Linked DNA regions of Homo sapiens: region 2 is linked to region 1. A link is a loop called in an ENCODE intact Hi-C map of the cell type or tissue named here. Cell type or tissue: HCT116. All regions are shown on one strand.

Region 1 (8,000 bases):
CCAAAGTGCTGAGATCACAGGCGTGAGCCACCGCACCTGGCCTCCCAGAGCGCTGGGATCACAGGCGTGAGCCACCACGCCCAGCCTGTTTGAACACTTTTGTGACGTTTTGTTGTTTGTTTGTTTTGAGATGGAGTCTTGCTCTGTTGCCCAGGCTGGAGTGCAGTGGCACAATCTTGGCTCATTGTGACTTCCGCCTCCCGGGTTCAAGCAATTCTTCTGCCTCAGCCTCCCGAGTAGCTGAGACTACAGGTGTGCGCCACCATGCCTGGGTAATTTTTGTATTTTTAGTAGAGACGGGGTTTCACCATGTTGGTCAGGCTGGTCTCAAACTCCTGACTTTGTGAACCACCCGCCTCAGCCTCCCAAAGTGCCAGTGTTACAGGTGTGAGCCACCACGCCCGGCCTGTAACATTTTCATGAAGGTAGAGTATACTTAATTGCAAGAAAATTTTGAAAAAGAAGAGAAATGGAACACTTCTATTGGCTATTAAAAAATACCATGCTGAGTGAAAAAAGCCAATCCCAGAAGGTCACATGCTGTATGATTCCATTTCTTTTTTTTTTTTTTTTAGGCTGGAGTGCAAATGGCACGATCTTGGCTCACTGCAACCTTGGTCTCCCGGGTTCAAGCAATTCTACCTCGGCCTCCGGAGTAGCTGGGACTACAGGCATGCGCCACCATGCCCAGCTAATCTTTGTATTTTTAGTAGCGATGGGGTTTCTCCATGTTGGTCAGGCTGGTCTCAAACTCCCGACCTCAGGTGATCCGCTTGCCTCAAACTCCCGATCTCAGGTGATCCGCTTGCCTCGGCCTCCTGAAATGCTAGGATTACAGGCGTGAGCCACCATACCCGGCCGTGATTCCATTTCTGTAACATTCTCTGAATGACAAAATTATAGACAGGGAGGACAGATTGTTGATTGCTAGGGCCTTGGCGTTGGGGTAGGGAGTGAGGGGGTCTGTGAAGGGCAGGGCTTTGGGGTTGGGGTAGGGAGTGGGTGTGTCTGAAGGGCAGCAGGAGGAAGATGGGATTGTTGGTTTTGGTGGTGATTGATTAAATGGCGTAGCTGTACATACACTCATAGTACCGGAGTCCATTTCCTCGTGTCGATAATGGTACTATAGTTATATAAAACGTTCGCTTTGGGAGCCAAGCACAGTGGCTCACGCCTGTAATTTCAGAACTTTGGGAAGCCTAGGCAGGCAGATCACTTGAGCCCAGAAGTTCAAGACCAGCCTGGGCAACATGGTGAAACCTGATTTTTACAAAAAAGACAAGAATTAGCTGGGTGTAGTGGAGTGTGCCTGTAGCCCCAACTAATCAGGGGCCTGAGATAGGAGGATCCCTTGACCCCATGAGGTTGGGGCTGCAGTGAGCCAAGATCGTGCCACTGCCCTCCAGCCCCGGCGACAGAGTAAGACCCTATTTATGCTTCCTAGCAAGGAAAGACAGTACACATATTGAAGAATTTGACTGCGTTAAAATGTTAAACCTCTCCCCAAACTCTTATAAACAATTGTAGAACAAATGATAAGCTCAAAAAAATATTTACATCTATGAGAGGCCAAAGAATATCAGTTGACTCTGGATCAGGGGCTCGGACACGTTGCTGTGGAGGCACACATCTTCCTGGAAGGCGGTTTGGTAACAAGGTGGCAGGACTCAAGACAGCCCACACGATCCCTGCCCCTGGGAAACAGCCATGTGTAACCCTCCCCTCGAGTGTGGGTGGAATGAGGAAGAGGGAGGTGTGTCTCTCCTGCGATTAGCTCACTCATCCATTGAGTTTGACGTCATCAAAATGCGAGATGATCCTGGATGGGCCCGACCTGATCAGGGAAGCCAGACAGTAAAAGTGTCAGAGGCTCTTTAGGGCCCGACCTGATCAGGGAAGCCAGACAGTAAAAGTGTCAGAGGCTCTTTAGGGCCCGACCTGATCAGGGAAGCCAGACAGTAAAAGTGTCAGAGGCTCTTTAGGGCCCGACCTGATCAGGGAAGCCAGACAGTAAAAGTGTCAGAGGCTTTTTAGGGCAGCGAGAAAACGGGAACTTCATTCCTTGAACCGGGAATAAATTCTGCCTCCAACCAGAATGGGCTTAGAAGAGGGTCCTCCAGCTCCTCATGAGAATGCAGTGCAGCCGGCCCCTGGAATTCAGCCTGCGTCCCAGCCACGCTGCACCTGCACCCCTGACGACGAATGCAGTAAGATGATAAGTGGATGTGCTGGTTTCAGCCCTGAAGTTGGTGGTGATTTGTTGTGCAGCAATAGAAGTACACACAATATGTACCAAGAACCTTGAGAAGAGTCACATTTATTCTTTCTGTTTTGTTTCTGAGATGGTCTCACCCAGGCTGGAGTGCAGTGGCACCATCTTGGCTCATTGCACTCTTGACGTTCTGGGCTCAAACGATTCTCCCACCTCAGCTCCCTGAGTAGCTGGGGCCACAGTGCACGCCACCACCCCCAGCTATTTTTTGTAGTTTTTGTAGAGATGCGGTTTTGTCATGTTGCCCAGGCTGGTCTCGAACTCCAGAGGCCAAGCAATCTGCCTGCTTCAGCCTCCCAAGGTGCTGGGATTACAGGCGTGAGCCACCGCACCTGGCCCAAGATTAATATTTCTTTTTTTTTTTGAGATGGAGTCTTGCTCTGTCGCCACCCAGGCTGGACTGCAATGGTGCATCTCTGCTCACTGCAAGCTCCGCCTCCCGGGTTCATGCCATTCTCCTGTCTCAGCCTCCCGCATAGCTGGGACTACAGGTGCCTGCCACCACGCCTGGCTAATTTTTTGTATTTTTTTTTTTTTTAAGTAGAGATGGGGTTTCACTATGTTAACCAGAATGGTCTTAATTTCCTGACCTCGTGATCCGCCCGCATCGGCCTCCCAAGGTGCTGGGATTACAGGCGTGAGCCACTGCGTCTGGCCTAATATTTCTAAATGAAGAAACTATACTTTGAGGAAGATGAAATAAGTCTTGTTTTAGACTAGAAAATTTCAATAGTGTAAATACGTTAACTTCTGTAAAATCAGTCAACACCAAGTCAAAACACAAAAGATCTTTTGGGAATATGAGCAGATTATTCAAAGGTTCATCTAAAGAATAAAAATGAGGCCAAGTGTAGTGATTCACGCCTGTAATCCCGGCACTTTGGAGGCCGAGGCAGGTGGATCACTTGAGGTCAGGAGTTCAAGACCAGCCTGGCCAACATGATGAAAGCCCATCTCTACTAAAAATACAAAAATTAGCTAGGCGTGGTGATGGGTGCCTGTAGTGCCAGCTACTTGGGGAGGCTGGGGCAGGAGAATCACTTGAACCTGGGAGGTAGAGGTTGTAGTGAGCCAAAATTGTGCCACTGCACTCCAGCCTGGGCGACAAGAGTGAGAATCCATCTCAAAATAAATAAATGAATAAAAATGAAAGCAGTAGGAAACATCTGGAAAACCAGAGGCATGAGGGGGTCGGGCCCTCTGATACTCAAGTAGGTTAGAGTAAAAAAAAGCCAGATATGGTGATGTGGGAATATATGGTCCCATAGGTGGGATCTGTGGTTCCAGCTACTCAGTGAGGTCCGAGGATCACTTGGGCCTGGGAGGTTAGGACTGTAGTTTGCTATGATCACATCCACGAATAGCCACTGCGCTCCTTCCTGGGCTACAGAGTGAGACCCTTCTCTAAAAATGGAAGAAAATGGCCGGCACAGTGGTTCATGGCTGCTGTAATCCCAGCGCTTTGGGAGGGTGAAGTGGGAGAATAACTTGAGCCTGAGAGTTCGAGACCAGCCTGGGCAACATGGCAAAACCGTGTCTCTACAAAAAATTTCAAAATTAGGTGGGTGTGGTGGTGTGTAGGGTCCAGCCCCACAGGGTCGGTGGGTTTTCTCCCCATGTGCGGAGATGAGAGAGCGTAGAAATAAAGACACAAGGCAAAGAGATAAAAGACAGCTGGGCCCGGGGGACCACTACCACCAAGCCGTGGAGACCGGTAGTGGCCCCAAATGCCAGGCTGCACTGATATTTATTGGATACAAGACAAAGGGGCAGGGTTAGGAGTGTGAGCCATCTCCAATGATAGGTGAGGTCATGTGGGTCATGTGTCCACTGGACAGGGGGCCCTTCCCTGCCTGGCAGCCAAGGCAGAGAGAGAGGAGACAGAGAGACAGCTTACGCCGTTATTTCAGCATATCAGAGACTTTTAGTACTTTCACTAATTTGCTACTGCTATCTAAAAGGCAGAGCCAGGTGTACAGGATGGAACATGAAGGTGGACTAGGAGCGTGACCACTGAAGCACAGCATCACAGGGAGACGATTAGGCCTCTGGATAACTGCGGGCAAGCCTGACTGATGTCAGGCCCTCCACAAGAGGTGGAGGAGCAGAGTTTTCTCTAAACTCCCCTGGGGAAAGGGAGACTCCCTTTCCTGGTCTGCTAAGTAGTGGGTGTTTTTCCTTGACACTGACGCTACTGCTAGACCATGGTCTGCTTGGCAACGGGCGTCCTACCAGACGCTGGCGTTACCACTAGACCAAGGAGCCCTCTGGTGGCCCTGTCTGGGCATAACAAAAGGCTCACACTCTTGTCTTCTGGTCACTTCTCACCATGTCCCCCCAGCTCCTGTCTCTGTATGACCTGGTTTTTCCTAGGTTATGATTGTAGAGCGAGGATTATTATAATATTGGAATAAAGAGTAATTGCTACAAATTAATTAATGATATTCATATATAATCATGTCTGTGATCTAGATCTAGTATAACTATTCTTATTTTATATATTTTATTACACTGGAACAGCTCGTGCCCTCGGTCTCTTGCCTCGGCACCTGGGTGACTTGCCGCCCACAGTGGTGCGTGCTGGTGGTCCCAGCTACTTGGAAGGCTGAAGTGGGAGGATCATTTGAGCCCAGGAAGTTGAGGCTTCAGTGAGCCATGATCATGCCACAGCATTTCAGCCTGGGCCACAGACCTTCAAGATCCTGTCTCAAAAAGAAAAAGGGATATCGCTCAGTGCTTAGTGCAGCTGTGGGTCATTCGGCAGCTGACACAGATGAGGCTATGTAACGCAGCACTGCAGGCAGAGGGGGAGGCCAAGGCCTGAATACCCCGTCTGACTAGCCTTAGGCAGGCGACTTGGCCTCTCTGCCTCCCCCATCTGGTTAGCCTTGGGCAGTCGAGTTGGCCTCTGTGTCTCCCCTGTTTGACTAGCCTTGGGCAGATGGCTTGGCTTGTCTGTACCTCAGTTTTGTCTGAAATATGGGTTGTCAGAGACCTATAGCAGAAGCTGCTGTGTGTCATTATTCACTGTTCTAGGGCTCAGAACAGGCACGCGATAAAAGCCAGCACCGTTGGCCGGGCGCATTGGCTCACGCCTGTAATCCCAGCACTTTGGGAGGCCAAGGCAGGTAGATCACCTGAGGTCGGGAGTTCAAGACCAGCCTGGCCAACATGGAGAAACCCTGTCTCTACTAATAATACAAAAATTCCCCAGGTGTGGTGGCAGGAGCCTGTAGTCCCAGTTGCTCAGGAGGCTGAGGCAGGAGAATCACTTGAACTCAGGAGGTGGAGGTTGCAGTGAGCCGAGATCACACCACTGCACTCCAGCCTGGGTGACAGAGCGAGACTCCGTCTCAAAAACTAAGAAGAAGATTAATAATAAACCAGCACTGCCATTGCCAGCAGTCCATCCTACCTCGCATCCAGGTTCGTGAGCTACCAAGTGTCCCCACAAAGCTGTAAAACAACATGACCACTGTAGTTACGTTTCTGTAAAAAGGTGACTGAGTCTTCTAACCCTGACCACACATATGTGTGCAGAGAGAGCCAGCTCCATCCTGCTCTCCCAGAAGCCTGAACAGCTGTGCCCTAGCTCGTAGCAGTGGCACTCCAGGAAGGGGGCGGGCGGCTGTGCCCGAGCTCGTAGCAGTGGCACTCCAGGAAGGGGGCGGGCGGCTGTGTCTGAGCTCGTAGCAGTGGCACTCCACGAAGGGGGTGGGCGGCTGTGCCCGAGCTTGTAGCAGTGGCACTCCAGGAAGGGGCGGCCGGCCAGCCAGGAGAGCAGCCGGTGAAGGAGCACTTTTGCTTTGTACGTGGCAACGCTCGGCAGGCTCAGCAGTTTCACAGGTCTCAGGCGTTCCTTGTAACCTTAACAGGTTTAAGAAAATGTGAGCAACATCAGACATGTCCATTTCTAGAACATTCTAATGGATGAAGTTCTGTACAGAGGGCTTTAGCAGAATTAGAGACCTTTGGAGTGGAAATGATGTCTCTGAACCTTGAGCTCTGAGGCGGTTCCTGCCTGGACGTGTGCCCTCCCTCCTTCCTTTGCTGGTCGCCCTGACACCATCCTGCCACGGATAGTGGAAGTGTTTCTCCTGTTTTCTTCCCTGAAAAAGGGTGTCCAGCATCAGCAACCTTCATGGCTGAGTTGCACATCCCTTAAGCCCTGTAATGTTCATGGACAGTTTTGATCACTTTTGGACTCACCCATTTTTTCTGCTAACCATACATCTTAATTCCTTTACTCTGACCAATGGCAGGAGGTGTGTGCATCGTGGAAGGAGCTTTCCACACATCTACTAAATGCCTGGATGTTTTTTCCTCTAGAGAAACCTGATGTAAAGCAAAAGTCCAGCAGGAAGAAAGTGGTCGTTCCACAGATCATCATCACGCGAGCGTCGAATGAGACGCTAGTCAGTTGCAGTTCCAGCGGGAGTGACCAGCAGAGAACCATTCGGGAGCCGGAGGACTGGGGCCCCTACCGGCGGCACAGGAACCCCAGTACAGCAGACGCCTATAATTCACATCTCAAAGAATAAACAAGCACCTTTGCATGGCACTCGCTACTCCCTGCGATAGGCGTCTCGGGAACAGCCGCCTCACCCTGTGAGAAGCCGAGGCCCCTTCTCCAGTGCTCTCGGGGAGGTTGCACCAGGCCCACCCCACCCTGTGAGAAACTGCAGCCCCCTTCTCCAGTGCTTTCGGGGAGGGTGCACCAGGCCCGCCCCACCTTGTGAGAAGCCGTGGCCCCCTTCTCCAGTGCTCTCAGGGAGGGTGCACCAGGCCTGCCCCCGCCGTGAGAAACTGCAGTCCCCTTCTCCAGTGCTCTCGGGGAGGGTGCACCAGGCCCACCCCACCCTGTGAGAACCTGCAGCCCCCTTCTCCAATGCTCTCGGGGAGGGTACACCAGGGTTGCCCCACCCTGTGAGAAGCCACCGCCCCCTTCTCCAGTGCTCTCGGGGAGGGTGCACCAGGGCTGCCCCACGCTGTAAGAAGCCGCCGCCCCCTTCTCCAGTGCTCTCCAGCCCGCCCCACCCTGTGAGAAGCCATGGCCCCTTCTCCAGTGCTTTTGGGGAGGGTGCACCAGGGCCACCCCACCCTGTGAGAAGCCGTGGCCCCCTTCTCCAGTGCTTTCGGGGAGGGTACACCAGGCCCGCCCCACCCTGTGAGAAGCCGTGGCCCCCTTCTCCCGTGCTCTCAGGGAGGGTGCACCAGGCCTGCCCCCGCCTTGAGAAACTGCAGCCCCCTTCTCCAGTGCTCTGGGGGAGGGTGCACCAGGCCTGCCCACCCTGTGAGAAACTGCACCCCCTTCTCCAGTGCTCTCGGGGAGGGTGCACCAGGCCCGCCCCACCCTGTGAGAAGCCGCAGCCCGTTCTCCATTGCCATTTGGTCCTGCCTTCCCCAGAGCTGCTAGCAGCTCGGTCGAGGCAAGAGTGACTGGCTCAGAGAGCGAGCTTTGTGGTATTGATAAATGAATAAATTAGTATGTTCATGTTGGAAGTGGCTGGCTCTGCAGAGTGATGGACAGCAGGTGGCATCTTACATTGTGATTTGTGGTGCACAGTTAAAACACTTCCCTTCGTTTCAGAAGGAGACAATGTGAATACTTGGAAATTATAGTGAATAAGATGCCTCCCAAACTTGAGGAAAAGGTCAGATTCTAAGAGCTAAACGTTAAGATGTAATGTTCCAGAACAAAGAGGCCCAGAGTCACTGAACGGGGCCC
Region 2 (8,000 bases), 67 kb before region 1:
CCCTCCACCGTTTTGAAACTTGTCGAATCTACACAAAAGCAGAGAACAGCACAAGGGGCTCCTGGGATCCACCACGCGGCTTCCCCCGTTGCTGCCAACCTCTGCGACCCGGCGAGACACGCACAGCACACACGTGAGGTTCTACCCGCCGAGACACACACAGCACACACGTGAGGTTCTACCCGGTGAGACGCACAGCACACACGTGAGGTTCTACCAGGCAAGACACACATGTCACACATGAGGCCCTACAGCAAGACGTGCATGCCACATAGATGTGAAGTTCTACACAGCAAGACACCACAGACATGCATGAAGACACGGACACGTGACATTCTACGCAGTGAAACATGCATATTACAGACACATGAAGCTCTGCAGTGAGTCACATCACACAGACACGCTCAGGCTTTGCCGGGGAAGTGTGGGTGGGGCCTGGACCATGGAGGTGGCCTCGCCTCCCGTGTCAGCACTTTTCATCTCCGTGCTTGGGGGGCTGGAAAGACCCACGTGCAGCCTCATGTGGCCGACATCCTCAGCAAGTCTTGCCCGGCACCCAGGTGAGCCTCTGGTGGGGGTGGGTAGTCACCACTCGGCTCTGGAGGATGAGGCCTGGGCCATAATCCAGTTGCAGGGACGGATGATCTCCATCTCGAAGGTCCCAGAGGTAACTGCGTTGTCCCATCCTCCAGGCATCCCCTGCGGCGCTGGCCAAGTGCGTGCTGGCCGAGGTCCCGAAGCAGGTGGTGGAGTACTACAGCCACAGAGGCCTGCCCCCGAGAAGCCTGGGTGTCCCTGCCGGAGAGGCCAGCCCAGGCTGCACACCGTGAAGATGTGGAGGGCGTAGGGTGGGGGCAGTGAGGAATGGGTCCGTACAGCCTCTGTCTGCAACATGCTTGGGGTCCCTTAAGCTCCCTCCGACCTCCCAGAAGCCTCCAGTCCCCACCAGGCCCCACTCCCAGTCCTCCTGGGATCCTGCTGGCTTGGGCCCGGCTCTGGGGCCCCCAAGGCCGAAGGGTGACAAAATACAGGCCCCCATGCCTGGCCCTGCCTGAGCCAGGTGGGTGGAGGGAGGGAGATCATGAGGGACTTGGAGGGAGCTGGGAGTTCATCCACGGGAGACCCTGCCCCGATGAGAAGGGGCAGGGACTGGGGGCTCTGCTTTGCGTCTAACCTTTGTGGGGGAGGGCCAGCAAGGCAGTCCCCCCACGCCCGAGAAAGCCTGGGGGACCCAGACACCTGTCCCCACAGTCAAAGCCTGGGGACCCAGACATCCTGTCCCCACAGTCAGCCTCCTGTCCCTGCTGGTGCCCCCACACCCACCTACCCTGTGCTTTTTGCCGTCGGGCCTCTGCACCTGGGTCCATGGGGTCTGCGGGGTCTGCGGGGTCTGCCTGGCCTGTGGGTTCTGCCGGTGGGGCTTCAGGAGTAATAAAGTGTCACCCTATCCTTGTAGTTCTCTTGTGCCTTCAGTCCCTTCCCCAACCCCCCAGAGGGCTGGGCCTGGCTTCCAAAGTGCCCACATCTGAGGCAGGGGCTCTCCCAGGCCCAGCACACCAGGATCCTCCCTGGACTGAATGGGATGCGGGATGCACAGGCTGCCAGGGGCAGAGAGCGGGGATCCGCACCATGGCTGCCTCCACCCGCGAAGGAGCTCCACTCGGCTTCCTGGGACTCCCAGGCCTGAAACCCAGTGAGTGAGGACTGTGGACGTGATGCAGGGGTGCCAGGAGCCTCCCACATGGCCTGCACCGCAGGGAGCTGGGCTGGAGGGTGAAGCCTCCATGTGATGTTCGTGGAGCCGGGGCATCTCCCACCTGCTGGGACCTCCTCGCCCTGAGTTTGAGATTTCCCCTGAATGATCTTGCCTGAGAAAAACAAATTGTCCTAACCCTGAATCCAGGCCCACCCATCCCCACATCGGTCCATCCACCCACCCATCCGTCCACCCATCGCCCTGCCCACCCATCCGTCCACCCATCCCCCCGCCCACCCATCCGTCCACCCATCCCCCCGCCCACCCATCTGTCCACCCATCCCCCCGCCCACCCATCTGTCCACCCATCCGTCCATCCATCCCCCCACCCACCCATCTGTCCACCCATCCATCCACCCATCCGTCCACCCACCCATCCGTCCATCCATCCCCCACCCATCCGTCCACCCATCTGTCCACCTATCTGTCCACCCATCCGTCCACCCATCCGTCCACCCATCCCCCCACCCACCCGTCCGTCCATCCATCCCCCCACCCACCCATCCATCCACCCATCCCCCCACCCACCCATCCGTCCACCCATCCGTCCACCCATCCCCCCACCCATCCGTCCACCCATCCATCCACTCACCCATCCGTCCACTCACCCATCCGTCCACCCATTCCCCCGCCCACCCATCCATCCACCCATCTGTCCACCCGTCCATCCATCCACCCATCCGCCCACCCATCCCCCCGCCCATCCCCCCGCCCACCCATCCGTCCACCCATCCGCCCACCCGTCCGTCCACCCATCCGTCCACCCATCCCCCCACCCACCCATCTGTCCATCCATCCACTCTGGGGCCTATTTTTAGCTCTTGCTTCGTCCTCTGTTAAGCAGGGATCATGGGTATCGCCATGGTAACCTGGCCAGTCTGTGAATTTCAGAAGGATCAATGTTGGTCTCTTTGGGGATGGACAGGCCCAGAGATCACCCCTCCATCCACATCTGAGGCTTCAGGCCCTGAGCCGGTCGGGGGGCCTCAGGGGCTGGCCAGGCAGAGGGTGCGTGTCAGGGCCCTGTGCAGGTGTGGGGGGGTCTCAGGCTGGACAGAGGGTGAGTATCCGGGCCTTGTGCAGATCGGAGGTCTCAGGGGCTGGGCAGAGGGTGCGTGTCAGGGCCCTGTGCAGGTGTGGGGGGGTCTCAGGCTGGACAGAGGGTGAGTATCCGGGCCTTGTGCAGATCGGAGGTCTCAGGGGCTGGGCAGAGGGTGCGTGTCAGGGCCCTGTGCAGGTGTGGGGGGGTCTCAGGCTGGACAGAGGGTGAGTATCCGGGCCTTGTGCAGATCGGAGGTCTCAGGGGCTGGGCAGAGGGTGCGTGTCAGGGCCCTGTGCAGGTGTGGGGGGGTCTCAGGCTGGACAGAGGGTGAGTATCCGGGCCTTGTGCAGATCGGAGGTCTCAGGGGCTGGGCAGAGGGTGCGTGTCAGGGCCCTGTGCTGATCGGGGGTCTCGGGCTGGACAGAGGGTGTCAGGGCCCTGTGCAGGTGTGGGGGGGTCTCAGGCTGGACAGAGGGTGAGTATCAGGGCCCTGTGCTGATCGGGGGTCTCAGGGGCTGGGCAGAGGGTGCGTGTCAGGGCCCTGTGCTGATCGGGGGTCTCGGGCTGGACAGAGGGTGTCAGGGCCCTGTGCAGGTGTGGGGGGGTCTCAGGCTGGACAGAGGGTGAGTATCAGGGCCCTGTGCTGATCGGGGGTCTCGGGGGCTGGGCAGAGGTTGCGTGTCAGGGCCCTGTGCAGGTCAGGGGGTCTCGGGCTGGACAGAGAGTGAGTATCCGGGCCCTGTGCTGATTGGGGGTCTCAGGGGCTGGGCAGAGGGTGAGTATCGGGGCTGGGGCCCTGAGCGGGTCGGGGGTCTCAGGGGCTGGGACAGAGGGTGAGTGTTGGTGCCCTGTGCCACCTGCCTGTGGTTTTTGGGCCAGAAAGTGTCAGACGGTTTCTGGGCTGACTCAAAGTCGAGAGGTGTTGGTCCATTGAGATCTTAGCAGGAAGCAGGTGTGCCGAGGAGTCTACCTCAGAACAGGGTTGGGGCGGCCACAGTGGGGCGCCAGGGAGCTGACCTCAGACAGACAGGGATGGGCAGGTCACTCGGTGAGCTGGCGCCCTGGAGGGAGTGTGTCCCTTCCCAGAACTGCTGCCTTACAGGGATGTGGCCACTCCCAGACCCCTATGGAGCAAGCAGGGAGTGGCTGTGAGCACCCCAGCCCCCTCCTCCCACCCTCTCTTCTCCTGCCGTCCTCCCATGGCAGAAGGCAGCAGCCCTGGGGTCAGGCCAGTGGGCAGGCTGGGCCACCCTGGTCTCTGTGCTGCTGGGTGTCTGGGGTGTGTTTGAGACCATCGAGGGACAGCAGGGACAGGATGGCGTCTGCCAGCTCAGCTCTGAGAATGTGACTTTCGCCAGCAATTCCCAGCCTGAGAAAGCAGCCCAACGTTGCTCAGAGACGCACGCAATAATAATTTGACTTCTCCCCCTAACCCCGTGGGTCACTGGGATGAACACAGGATCCAGGCCTGGCCAGGCAGGGGCTGCTGCCTCCTGGCCACAGTGCTTGCTCCAGGGATGGACGTGCCCCAAGCTGGCCCGTGAGACTCAGTTCTGGGACCCCTTGTTTCTTCCTGGCTTGAGGAGCTGTGGACAGTGACCACTTAGCGGGGTCACATGGGCAGGGCCTGCCTGGGAAGGACACTACCCAGAGAGCTGGTGGCAGGTGCATGCTCAGGCCTGCTCCTGTCAGGCCTGCTCCTGAGCCGATACTTCCCATTGAGGAGCCATGAGCTCCCTTTCTGATTAGCTCAGGTGGGACTGGGTTTCTGTCATTTGCCACCCAAGGATCCTGCCCCAAAAGGATGACAGATGCTCCTTTTTCACAGACAAGAAAATCAGGGTTCAGCACAGTGAGGTGCCCTGCCCAAGGTCACACAGCCAGTCAGAAGCAGAGGTGCTAGCTTTGTGTAGCTGGTGTGCACACACACACAGAGCAACATGTATACACCTGTGCACACACACGCGCACCCACACATCCATGCACACACATGCACCCACACGCACCCACACATCCACGCACGCACACGTGCACCCACGCATCCATGCACAGACATGTGCATACATGCCTAACACATCCACACGGACACGTGCTTAGCCGGGACCTGCAGGCTCCAGGCTGAGTCCTAGGAATTGAGATGCTAGTTCTGCAGTTCCTGTAGGTCCACCTGTCAGGCATCTTCCTCCCCGGGGTGTGACATCCGGCTCTGAAACCCAGAGGGGCCCCTAGGGCAGGGCAGTCAGGGGTCCTGCCGGCCGGTGTGGAGACCCCCAGGTGAGACCAATGGGTTCCCTGAGTCTTCAGCCCCTCCTGACCTCGAATTAGAGCCTGACCCTTGCTGAGAATAGCCTGGGTATGACCTGCCTGGATGTGGACTTATTTCCCAAATAAGAAGCAGAAAGTGTGTAGCTGCCAGGACCCCACAGCAAGGGCCACCATGGGACCCAGTCCAGGGACTGCCTGCAGCAGGCGGAGGAGCTCCTCCTCGGGGGTGGATTTGAGATTTGGAAACAGCCTCAGTCAAGCTGGACACCAGCTCCCGCTGTGTGACCCTGGACAAGCCATCACAGTCTCAGTGAGTCAGAGCCTTGTTCCTTGCCTGTCACGCGGATATAGCAGCTTTGAAACATGGCTCTAGACTCCTCAGCCCCTTCCATTGGAAGTTGGTTTATGTTCCTTCTTCTTGAACCTAGGAAGACTTCGGTCCAATGTGGCTTATTTTTGTTTGTTTTTGAGATGGAGTCTCGCTCTGTCACCCGGGCTGGAGTGCAGCGGTGGGATCTCAGCTCACTGCAACCTCCGCCTCCCGGGTTCAAGTGATTCTCCTGCCTCAGCCTCCCAAGTAGCTGGGATTACAGGCGCGTGCCACCACACCTGGCTAATTTTTGTATTTTTTTTTTTTTTTTTGAGACGGAGTCTGGCTCTGTCGACCAGGCTGGAGTGCAGTGGTGCGATCTTGGCTCACTGCAAGCTCCGCCTCCCAGGTTCATGCCATTCTCCTGCCTCAGCCTCCCGAGTAGCTGGGACTACAGGCGCCCGCCACTATGCCCGGCTAATTTTTTGTATTTTTAGTAGAAACAGGGTTTCACCGTGTTAGCCAGGATGGTCTCGATCTCCTGACCTCGTGATCCACCCGCCTCAGCCTCCCAAAATGCTGGGATTACAGGCGTGAGCCACCGCACCCGGCCAATTTTTGTATTTTTATTTGTATTTTTAGTAGAGACAGGGTTTCACCATGTTGGCCAGGCTGGTCCTGACCTCAAGTGATCCACCCACCTCGGCCTCCCAAAGTGCTGGGATTACAGGCGTGAGCCACTGTGCCTGGCCCCCACGTGGATTCTGACACCCCACGGTAAGAATGCTGGGCGCTGCTCCCGTGCTCAGGAGATGTGGCTCCCGGGAAACTGACGATGCTGCGAGGAAGCTCAAGCGCCCGCACCCCAGCTGAGCTCCCGGCTGGCAGCCAGTGCCAGGGGCCACCATGCGAGTGCACCACCTCCAGCAGCTCCTGTAGCCCCGGGCAGGATGCCCTGCCTGCATCCTCACGAGAGGCCTGAGCCAAAGCCACACGGCAAATCCTCGTGTGGATTCCTGACCCAGGTCGTGGCCCGGGTTAATCCACGGTTGCTGTTCGAAGCCACTCGGTTTGGGCGTGATGAGTCGTAGGGCAGGAGGTAACAGACACATCCTCTTTCCCAGGGATCTTGTGAGGAATGAACGAGGGATGCAGGAGCCCCTGCTGGATAAATAGGTGTCAGTTTCACAAGGGGAGCCGGCTTCTCCTTATTCTCAGGAACCACCAATCACAGCTGCTGAGCATCCCCCACCCTGTCTTGCTGGCCACCGGCTGCCTGGGCCTCACAGGCTGAGGACGCGGGGTCAACCCCTGCCCACCCATGCGCGGAGTCGGATGAGGGCTCTGACTCGGTGGGTGGGGGGGGCAGCTGGAGGGAGTGGGAAGAGCAGCAGCTCAGCGTCCAGGCTGTTCTTTCTCCTGCTGCCGAGGCGAGTACAGGCAGGAAGTTGTGACTAAGTGCTTGTAATTGGTGCGGGGGCTGTGGCAGGGCTGTCAGACAGGAGTACCGCCGGCCCCTGGCACAGCAGGGCCGTGGGCGAAAGCTGTCTTCCTTGCCACCTCACGCCTCACCTGTCCCTGCACTGGGGCCCCACCCCCATCAGAGCCCACCCAGGACCCCTGTCCAGCTGGTGCCTCCCTCCCCTCACCCCATCAAGACCCACCACAGCCCAGGAGTACTGAGTATTCCAGTACTCACTGAGCTAAGTTCCCACAACAACCCCGCCTGGCTGACTGTTGTGAGTGCATCTCACTGACGGGACGGCCGACCTCAGAAAAACCCTAGGTGCACTGCTGGGGAGGCAGGGCAGGGTGGCGAGCTGGGTCTGGCCCCTGGGTTCCCAGCACTCAGCCTGGAGCCCCTAGGTCCTGGCTGAGCACATGTGTGTCTGTTAGGCATGTGTGCGTGCATGTGTGCATAGGCATGTGTGGGTGCATGGATGCACGGGTGCATATGTGTGCATGGGTGTATCTGTGTTGCTCTGTGTGTGCATAGGCATGTATGCATGTGTGCATGTGTGTGCATGCATGTGTGTGCATGGATGTATGGGTGCATACGTGTGCACAGGTGTAGATGTGTTGCCCTGTGCATGTGGAAGAGGCTGGAGTGGGGGTGTTGGTCCTCACTGCTTTACTGAAACATCTTTAGGAGCCCCAGTTGCACTGGGACTTGGCCACACTGCCAGCCCTCCCCATCCCAGGCAGTCAGCATCCAGACCCCAGGTGGAGCAAGTGACGTGCAAGGTCTTGGTGCCCCATTACTCCACCAGGACAGTACATTATCATCCCACTGTGCAGAGAAGCACTGGGGGCTGGAGGGAGGCACTGGGGGCTGGAGGGGGGCACTGGGGGCTGGAGGGGAGCCCTGGGGGCTGGAGGGAAAGCCCTGGGGGCTGGAGGGGAGCACTGGGGGCTGGAGGGGAAGCCCTGGGGGCTGGAGGGGAGCCCTGGAGGCTGGAGAGGAAGCCCTGGGGGCTGGAGGGGAGCCCTGGGGGCTGGAGGGAAAGCCCTGGGGGCTGGAGGGGAGCACTGGGGGCTGGAGGGGAAGCCCTGGGGGCTGGAGGGGACCCTGGGGCTGGAGGGGAAGCCCTGGGGGCTGGAGGGGAGCCCTGGAGGCTGGAGGGGAG

What was found. A loop is a pair of places that touch in the nucleus more often than their neighbours do. Peaks named below come from ENCODE experiments on the same cell type or tissue, not always from the same donor. Only the 100,000 strongest peaks of a DNase experiment are listed, where the experiment ranks them.
Region 2: it touches region 1 in a loop (5-fold over the local background); 3 of 110 quality-filtered maps call a loop at or near these places.

What each region holds. Positions count from the first base shown.
Region 1 is chr16:89,662,685-89,670,684 of GRCh38, forward strand. It overlaps SPATA33 (spermatogenesis associated 33), which reads left to right. Exons shown (of 3, transcript NM_001271907.2): 3 at 6,602-7,774. The coding sequence ends at 6,813. Among named protein-coding and RNA genes, the nearest start is that of SPATA33, 8.8 kb to the left of the region's middle. In HCT116, a CTCF peak has its summit at 4,557 (motif pointing left); a DNase peak (open chromatin) is centred at 4,517; H3K27ac peaks cover 495 bases.
Region 2 is chr16:89,595,792-89,603,791 of GRCh38, forward strand. It overlaps CPNE7 (copine 7), which reads left to right. Exons shown (of 15, transcript NM_153636.3): 15 at 693-1,455. The coding sequence ends at 830. Among named protein-coding and RNA genes, the nearest start is that of DPEP1, 14 kb to the right of the region's middle. RefSeq lists an enhancer at 3,743-4,656. In HCT116, a CTCF peak has its summit at 3,797; DNase peaks (open chromatin) are centred at 3,812, 5,415, 6,550 and 6,820; H3K4me3 peaks cover 1,215 bases; H3K27ac peaks cover 2,218 bases.